Regions from separate parts of the Homo sapiens genome. Here region 2 is linked to region 1. Evidence: chromatin contacts called from ENCODE Hi-C or POLR2A ChIA-PET data. All regions are on one chromosome and are shown on one strand. The core of a region is the stretch at or near the end of the contact, and the rest is flanking DNA. Distances in the headings are between cores, read along the strand shown.

The links. A loop is a pair of places that touch in the nucleus more often than their neighbours do. ChIA-PET counts read pairs that join two places held with the same protein, here RNA polymerase II (POLR2A). Pooled maps may share reads with other maps.
Region 2: POLR2A ChIA-PET joins it to region 1 with 13 read pairs in Panc1. The contact joins the promoter of CCR4 here to the enhancer-like site in region 1. A Hi-C loop is called at or near these places in 1 of 37 single-sample maps with no recorded cell type and 7 of 50 pooled maps. POLR2A ChIA-PET finds 5 or more read pairs at or near these places in 4 of 52 experiments (CD4-positive, alpha-beta T cell, Panc1, activated T-cell and 1 more).

The regions. Positions count from the first base shown.
Region 1 is chr3:32,911,880-32,915,817 of GRCh38, forward strand. No RefSeq gene overlaps it. Among named protein-coding and RNA genes, the nearest start is that of CCR4, 38 kb to the right of the region's middle. Within about 2 kb of position 2,297, at least 8 of the 41 ENCODE cell types and tissues checked have a DNase peak (open chromatin) inside an H3K27ac peak, as active enhancers do.
Region 2 is chr3:32,949,374-32,953,311 of GRCh38, forward strand. CCR4 (C-C motif chemokine receptor 4) reads left to right here and starts at 2,271. Exons shown (of 2, transcript NM_005508.5): 1 at 2,271-2,317.

The DNA of each region.
Region 1 (3,938 bases), core at 1,047-3,546:
TGCCCAGGCTGGTCTTGAACTTTGGCCTCAAGTAACCCTCCTGCCTCAGCCTCCCAAAGTGCTGAAATCACAGGCATGAGCCACATTTCCAGCAGTTTTGTTTTTTGAAAGCAGGGTTATGGCTTATATTTATTCTTGATTCTCTATTCTTAGCCTAGTGGCAGAATGAAGGCTGTCCTGGAAGAAGTGAGGAGGTTGGGAAAGGAACTCTTTTGTAGGGAGGAAGAAGACATATGGAGTGGAGTTTGGGCTGGGTTTGGAACCTGATACTTTCTGCAATATTGACAAATGTGAATAAGACCTTTTTAGTCAAAAGTCATACAGACACATGGTTTGGCTGGGTAGTCACATGCTTTTGCCTGTTGAGTTTTGTGACGTGAATGTGTTTTCTGCTGAACCAACCCCTTGAGGCCTGCTAAAACAGGTGACTCAAAAACAACTTTGTTTTCTTGGGTGGAGTAATTTCCTGGTGTTTTTCTCAAAAGTTGTCAACTTTTATTTTAGTGATGGAGGCCAATCTTGACAACTTTTATGGTCAGGCATTCTCAATATGTTTTAAAATGGGTTTCAGGCAAGGTGTGGTGGCTCATGCATGTAATCTCAGCACTTTGGGAGGCTGAGGCGGGAGCATCACTTGAGGCCAGGATTTTGAGACCAGCATGGGTAACATAGCAAGACCCCATCTCTTCAAAAAAATGAAAAAATTAGCTGGGTGTGGTGGAACAAGCCTCTAGTTCTAGCTACTCAGGGGGCTGAGATGGGAAGATTGCCTGTGCCAGGAAGTCCAGGATACAGTGGGCTGTGATAGTGCTACTGTACTCCAGCTGGGTGACAGAGTGAGACCTTGCTTACAAAAAATTTAAAAACAATTTTTTTTTGAGATGGAGTCTTGCTCTGTGCCCAGTCTGGAGTGCAGTGGCGCGATCTTGGCTCACTGCAACCTCTGCCTCCCGGGTTCAAGCAATTCTCCTGTGTCAGCTGCCCGAGTAGCTGGGGCTACAGGCCCATCTACTTTTTGTACTTTTAGTAGAGACGGGTTTCACCATATTGGCCAGGCTGGTCTCAAACTCCTGACCTCTCGGCCTCCCAAAGTGCTGTGATTACAGGCGTGAGCCACCGTGACTGGCCAAAACAATTTTTAAATTAAAAAAAATGAGGCCAGGCACGGTGGCTCATGCCTGTAATCCTAGCACTGTGGGAGGCCGAGGCGGGTGGAACACCTGAGGTCAGGAGTTTGAGACCAGCCTGACCAACATGGAGAAACCCCATCTCTACTAAAAATACAAAATTAGCCAGGCGTGGTGGCAAATGCCTGTAATCCCAGCTACTCGGGAGGCTGAGGCAGGAGAATTGCTTGAACCCAGGAAGTAGAGGTTGCAGTGAGCCGAGATCACGCCACTGCACTCCAGCCTGGGCAACAAGAGCAAAACTCCGTCTCGGAAAAAAAAAAAAAAGAAAAGAAAAAGAAAAAGAAATGGCTTTCATATACAAGATCCAGTTTCTGTTTCTGGTAGTAAGTGCTATTCTTGCTACAGAAGTCTAAAGACAGGCCAGGCGCAGTGGCTCATGCCTGTAATCCCAGCCCTTTGGGAGGCCGAGGCAGGAGTTCAAGACCAGCCTGGCCAACATGACGAAACCCCATCTCTACTAAAAATACAAAAATTAGCTAGGCGTGGTGGCACGTGCCTGTAATCACCGCTACTCAGGAGGCTGAGGCAGGAGAATCGCTTGAACCTGGAAGGCAGAGGTTGCAGTGAGCCTAGATGGCGCCACTGGACTCCAGCCTGGGTGACAGAGTGAGACTCCATCTCAAAAAAAAAAAAAAAAAAAAAGGCTAAAGACAGTATTTTCTTTGGACTGAATTAACTGGCACTAATCTGAAAATTTTAACTTTTTACACTATGTCCTAGCCAGAGGGAGAACCTATTGTACAGGGAGATTTCAACAGCAGCATGGACCACCTTTTGCCAGATGAGGCACTGGTTATCTGTGTGGGGCTGGCACTGGGATGAGTACTTAGTGAGAATGGGGTAGAGTGGGGTGGAGACTGAAACACGGCCTCTAATCTGGACTCAGCAATCTCCTTTTGAGGTTTGGCAACTCGGTTTAGGAATGTGCCCACAACTTTAAGGTTTGTGATGGGAATGAGAAGAGAAGGGGTGAGGGACCCACCCAGAATACAGTGTTCCACGTCCCTCATGCAAAGAAGGGCTGGGCAGGTGCCAGCATGTCAAGGTTCCCAGCCAATTCTGGCAGATTCTCTGAGAGACAAGCTCTGTCGTGATTCCAGCACCACCCATTATTGCTACATCTTCCACACAACATGTCTCCTGAAAACATCTCCCTCCAGGACATTGTTCCAAAAGCAAGGCCAAGACGCAGGCAGAAGTCCACTTCTGAGGAATGAGAACGCATGCTGGAGACAGAGCAATACCCCGGTGTGTGCCTCTTGTGAGTGGGGCAATTTGCCCAGTTGAGAAACAGGCCAATTAACCACCCTTGGTATTTGAAGAGCCACTCCTTACTCATCTGGGTTCTTTTCTGCTTTAAGTATTTTTATTCTTGATCGTGCCAGACAGGCATGTGTGTTTGCACCTAAAAGGTCATTTTTATATTTGTCAGTTCTCCAGGAAACTTCTGCCACTACCAAATTCAACATGCTGTCAAACTGAACCGATCTCCTCTCTTCCTACCACTGGCTTCCCTTTGCCACCTCTTCATTCCTTCCAGGGAGGGCTTCCTCCACTGTTTCACTCTCAGACTAGAGGCTTTGGCAATGCTCCTTTACTTATTCATTAGTTCATTCGATATTCAAATACATATTCAAATACTTATTGAACATTTCTTTTTTTTTTTTTTTTTTGAGACAGAATCTTGCGCTATCACCCCGGCTGGAGTGCGGTGGCACGATCTCAGCTCACTGCAACCTCTGCCTCCTGGGTTCAAGCAATTCTTCTGCTTCAGCCTCCCAAGTAGCTAGAACTACAGGCATGTGCCACCATGCCTGGCTAGCTTTTGTATTTTTAGTAGAGACGGGGTTTCACCGTATTGGCCAGGCTGGTCTCGAACTCCTGACCTCATGATCTGCCTGCCTTGGCCTCCCAAAGTGCTGGGATTACAGGCATGGGTGACCTCGCCCAGAGAACATTTCTTTTTCTTTCTCTTTTTTTTTTTTTTTTGAGACAGAGTTTCACTCTGTTGCCCAGGCTGGAGTACAATGACGGGATCTCGGCTCACCCCAGCCTCCACCTCCCCAGTTCAAGCAATTCTCCTGCCTCAGCCTCCTGAGTAGCTGGGATTATAGGCATGTGCCACCATGCCCAGCTAATTTTGTATTTTTAGTCAAGACGGGTTTTCTCCGTTTTGGTCAGGCTGGTCTCAAACTCCCGACCTCAGGTGATTCGCCCACCTTGGCCTCCCAAAGTGCAGGGATAACAGGCATGAGCCACTGTGCCCGGCCTCTTTCTCATTTTTATTAGCAGTTATCACTAGCTTGAATTATCTTGTTTATTGATTTATCTTTTTTTTTTTTTTTGAGACAGAGTCTCACTCTGCCCAGGCTGGAGTGCAGTGGTACAATCTCTGCTCACTGCAACCTCTGCCTCCCGGGTTCAAGCAATTCTCCTGCCTCAGCCTCCCGAGTAGCTGGGATTACAGACACTTGCTGCCACGCCTGGCTAATTTTTTATTTTTAGTAGAGACAGGGTTTCACCATGTTGGCCAGGCTGGTCTTGAACTCCTGACCTCTAGTGATCCACACACCTCGGCCTCCCTGTAACCTGGGGTTACAGGTGTGAGCCACCTCGCCTGGCTTATCGTTTTTTACCTCTTCCTCATTGAGCTCATTCACTGCTGTATTCACATTGCCTAAAACAGTGTCCAGTATGGAATAAACGCTCGATACATATTTGAAGAATAAATGAACAAATCTATGTAAG
Region 2 (3,938 bases), core at 1,021-3,520, 37 kb after region 1:
TATGTTCATTTTATAAATTACTCTGTATAATGGGCATAGATTAGCTGGTCAAATACACGTGGGACATTTTCATTGCAAATCCTCCTTCCAGAGGCTCAGGATGATATCAGCATTGGAAGGCCCCCAGGAAGCATTGCAGGATGGAACTGTGTTTAACCTGAACCCAAGCCCAGCATTCCCTAGACCTACCTGACCACACATCCCCATTTCTCTTTTGCAGGCTATCCATGAATCTGGTTCCACAGTTTATACTCTGGGGAACATTGCTCTAGCTCATTGCTCTAGCTCAGGATTTCTCAACCTCAGCACCATTGATCTTCTTGGTCAGACAACTCTTTGCTGTGGTGGGCTGTCCTGTGCATTGTAGGACTTTAGCAGCATTCCTGGACTCTACCCATTAGAAACCAGTAGCAGGCTGGGTGCGGTGGCTCATGCCTATAATCCCAGCACTTTGGGAGGCTGAGGCAGGCAGATCACCTGAGGTCAGGAGTTCAAGACCATCCTGGCCAACATGGTGAAACCCCGTCTCTACTGAAATACAAAAAATTAGCCGGACATGGTGGCGCGTGCCTGTAGTCCCAGCTACTTGGGAGGCTGAGGCAGGGGAGTTGCTTGAACCCGGGAGGCGGAGGTTGCAGTGAGCTGAGATCATGCCACTGCACTCCAGCCTGGTGACAGAGCAAGACTCCTTCTCAAAAAAAAAAAAAAAAAGCCAGTAGTAACTCCCTCCCACCCCAAGCTAAAATGTCTCCAGATATTGCTGTATGCCTCAAGGAGGCAAGGAGCCTGAGTTGAGTGCCTCTACTCTCTACTCTAACTCGTGCATTCTCAGTAGAGGCAATATTGCCCCCAAGATAAAACTTGGCTCTTGGAGGGAGAAAAATTTCATACTCATTTTATGTATAAAGCACAGATATACATACACTGTATAAATAGATATATGGTATGTTTGTAGCATTAAAATTTTATGAGGGAGTGTTAGGAAAAAAAGTCTCAAAAGACTCCTTGGGGCAAGTGATAATGAAAAAAAAGAAGGGGTTCCCTAACACCATTCTAGCTCAGTGTTTTAATTTCTATTTATGCCAATTCCTTAGAAAGAATGATCTTTATGGCTCTTTTAAGCTGAATCAAAGAGCTAAGCAACAGTTGAAACACAGGGAAAGCATCTGGAAGTTGCCAAAAAGCTGAGGCTATGAGAGACTTAGGGCTCATGTCAGCCCCTCGCTTATGACTGCTACCCACATCCAAAGTGAAGATCAAGACCTCAGCCAAGACCACTGCCAATGAAGCTCCGCAATCCCCAAGCAGAAGGCGCTTGGGTGAGGGGTCTTCCTGACTCAAAAGGACTTGAAGCTATGTTGCCAGGCCACTTCACACTGGTTTGAGGCCATGTCAACTATTGAATCAAAGAATGTGGTTGGCTGATGCCTTCCAAGTCACTCACAGACACATACATTTGGACAAATTTTTCTCTTCTCTCTTCTTGAATATCCTTTTTCTTGACTATCTCTGGCCTTCCTTCTCACCCTGGCCTCTCAGATCCCAGTTGTCAGGAGAACATTGCACATCTTGATTGCTGGCCCCTGCATATCCATGATGAGAAACTAGCAAACAGGTTGCTGATCCAAAATGTAGAGATCATTGCTACCGCATATGGCCAGTTAAATGGAATTTTTTTTTTTAAACTAAAAAGCGAAAAAGGAGTGGCTGATTCCTGTAATCCCAGTGCTTTAGGAAGCTGAGGTGGGAGGATTGCTTGAGGCCAGTAGTTCAAGATGAGCCTGGGCAATATAGCAAGACCCCTATCTCCCCAAAAATTAAAATTAGTCAGTCATGGTGGCTTGCACCTCTAGTCTCAGCTACTTGGGAGACTAAGGCAGGAGGATCACTTGAGCCCAGGAGTTCAAGGTTACGGTGAGCTATGATTGCACCACTGAACACCAGTCTGGGTGACAGAGTGAGACCCTGTTTCTTTAAAAAAATCTCTTTTTTAAAAACCAACAAATACATTTTTGTATTTTTAAAAAAACTAAAAATCTTTTTTAAAAAGAAAATGACTTCATTTTTTTTCTTAATCTTTTTTTGGCACATCTTCTTGGCCTTCGGTCTTGGGAAATGACTAAGAATCATTTTCTGCTTCCTACTTCTATCAAAAAACCCCACTTGAACTTAGTACAGTTGGGTGAGGGAGATAACTCGTGCTCACAGGAAGCCACGCACCCTTGAAAGGCACCGGGTCCTTCTTAGCATCGTGCTTCCTGAGCAAGCCTGGCATTGCCTCACAGACCTTCCTCAGAGCCGCTTTCAGAAAAGCAAGGTAAGCAGGGACGGGGACATTCCCAGGGTCTTGGGTCGCACACTGCTTTCTGGACCTGGCTGAGATGCTCAGGCCCCTCACGAGTCTAGGGCTTACACTTGGCACCTACCTTGCAGCCCACACACCTTCTACCTGTCCCCACACCCTCTGAGCCCTCATCTGATGGGCACTAATTTATGCAGGACTCTCTTCCTGCACACATCTGGCCTGAGTCCACATGCCCCAAATAAATAGATCATTTTCATAAAAAATATACACTTGTCTGCTTCTTGCTTCTAGCAAGACTCCCAGGCAAGAAATACCACACACGCAAGGCCTACAGAATAATTCCAGACACTTACCAGCTGTGTCTCCTGGCTTTTTGTTCTCCTGATAATTTCCTAACTCCTCAGCCTTGTTTATGCCTTTCATTTTCACTGGTAAAATGGTGGAGAAAGACTAGAATTGTTAGTCATTCAACAAACTTTTTTGGAGACTCTGTGATGTAACAGGTGTTCAGTATCTATTTGCATGAGTAAACCAAAATCTTTTTTCTTTCTTTTTTTCTTTTTCTTTTCTTTCCTTTTTATTTTTTATTTTTTTTGAGACAGGATTTCACTCTGCTGCCCAGGTTGAAGTGCAATGGTGCCATCATAGCTCACTGCGCCTTGAACTCCTGGGCTCAAGGGATCCTCCTGCCTCAGCCTCCTGAGTAGCTGGTACTATCAGCACGTACCACCACACCCAGCTAACTTTTAAAACAATTTTTTGTAGAGACAGGGTCTCCTTATGTTGCTCACGCTGGCATGGAGCTCCTTGGCTCAAGTGATCCTCCCTCCTCGGCCTCCCGACGTGCTGGGATTATAGGCGTGGGCCACTGCACACCTGGCTTCAAAAGCCCTTTCTTGAGAAACACAGTTTGGGCATTGGGTGTGTGGTGGTGGGGGTGTGGGGAGAGATCGAATGTGAATTTACTGACGAATGTGAAAAGGATTTTAACAAGGAATGTGAGGGTCCCACAAAAGCCTCAAGAAGGAAGCAAGGGAGTGGCCTTGAGTCGGAAAGCCCTTCAGCCCTGAATTGCTCTGATACACATGTCAGCATGTGATTAATTTTAAGAAGATTTCAACCTCTTTATCTGCCAATTTAGATAGGAAGTGAAGGTGGTTGGGGAGGTAGAGGTTTTATTTCTGGCTGTGATGTGTGTTTTCTAGATCCATCAGGTGAATTCCCACTCTAATAGGATTCTGTGCGTAGAATTGATTTTTACGTGCAGTTTGATGATGATCATGATCATATAAAATACACCCAATTGAGAATTGTTCAACTGATTTTGTCATCCCTGAAAGTGATTTCAGTAACCCCAGACTATGAAATATCTTTTTGAAACACATCCTCAAAGAACACCTGCTTGAAAGGGGGTTTTACGATCCTCACTTACAAATGAGAGAACTGAAGCTCCTGGCAGAGAGGTAAGAAAATTAGTGAGTGCCCAAGCTGGAATCTGAAACAAATCTTTCTGCCTCCAAAGCCCAAAATTATTTCGTCTGGCTGCAGGGCCCTGTGAGTAATCGAGCCCTTCATCTTGGGAAAGGCATATACAGACCTGGAGCAAAACAGTACGCAGCCATGCTCTGCATTT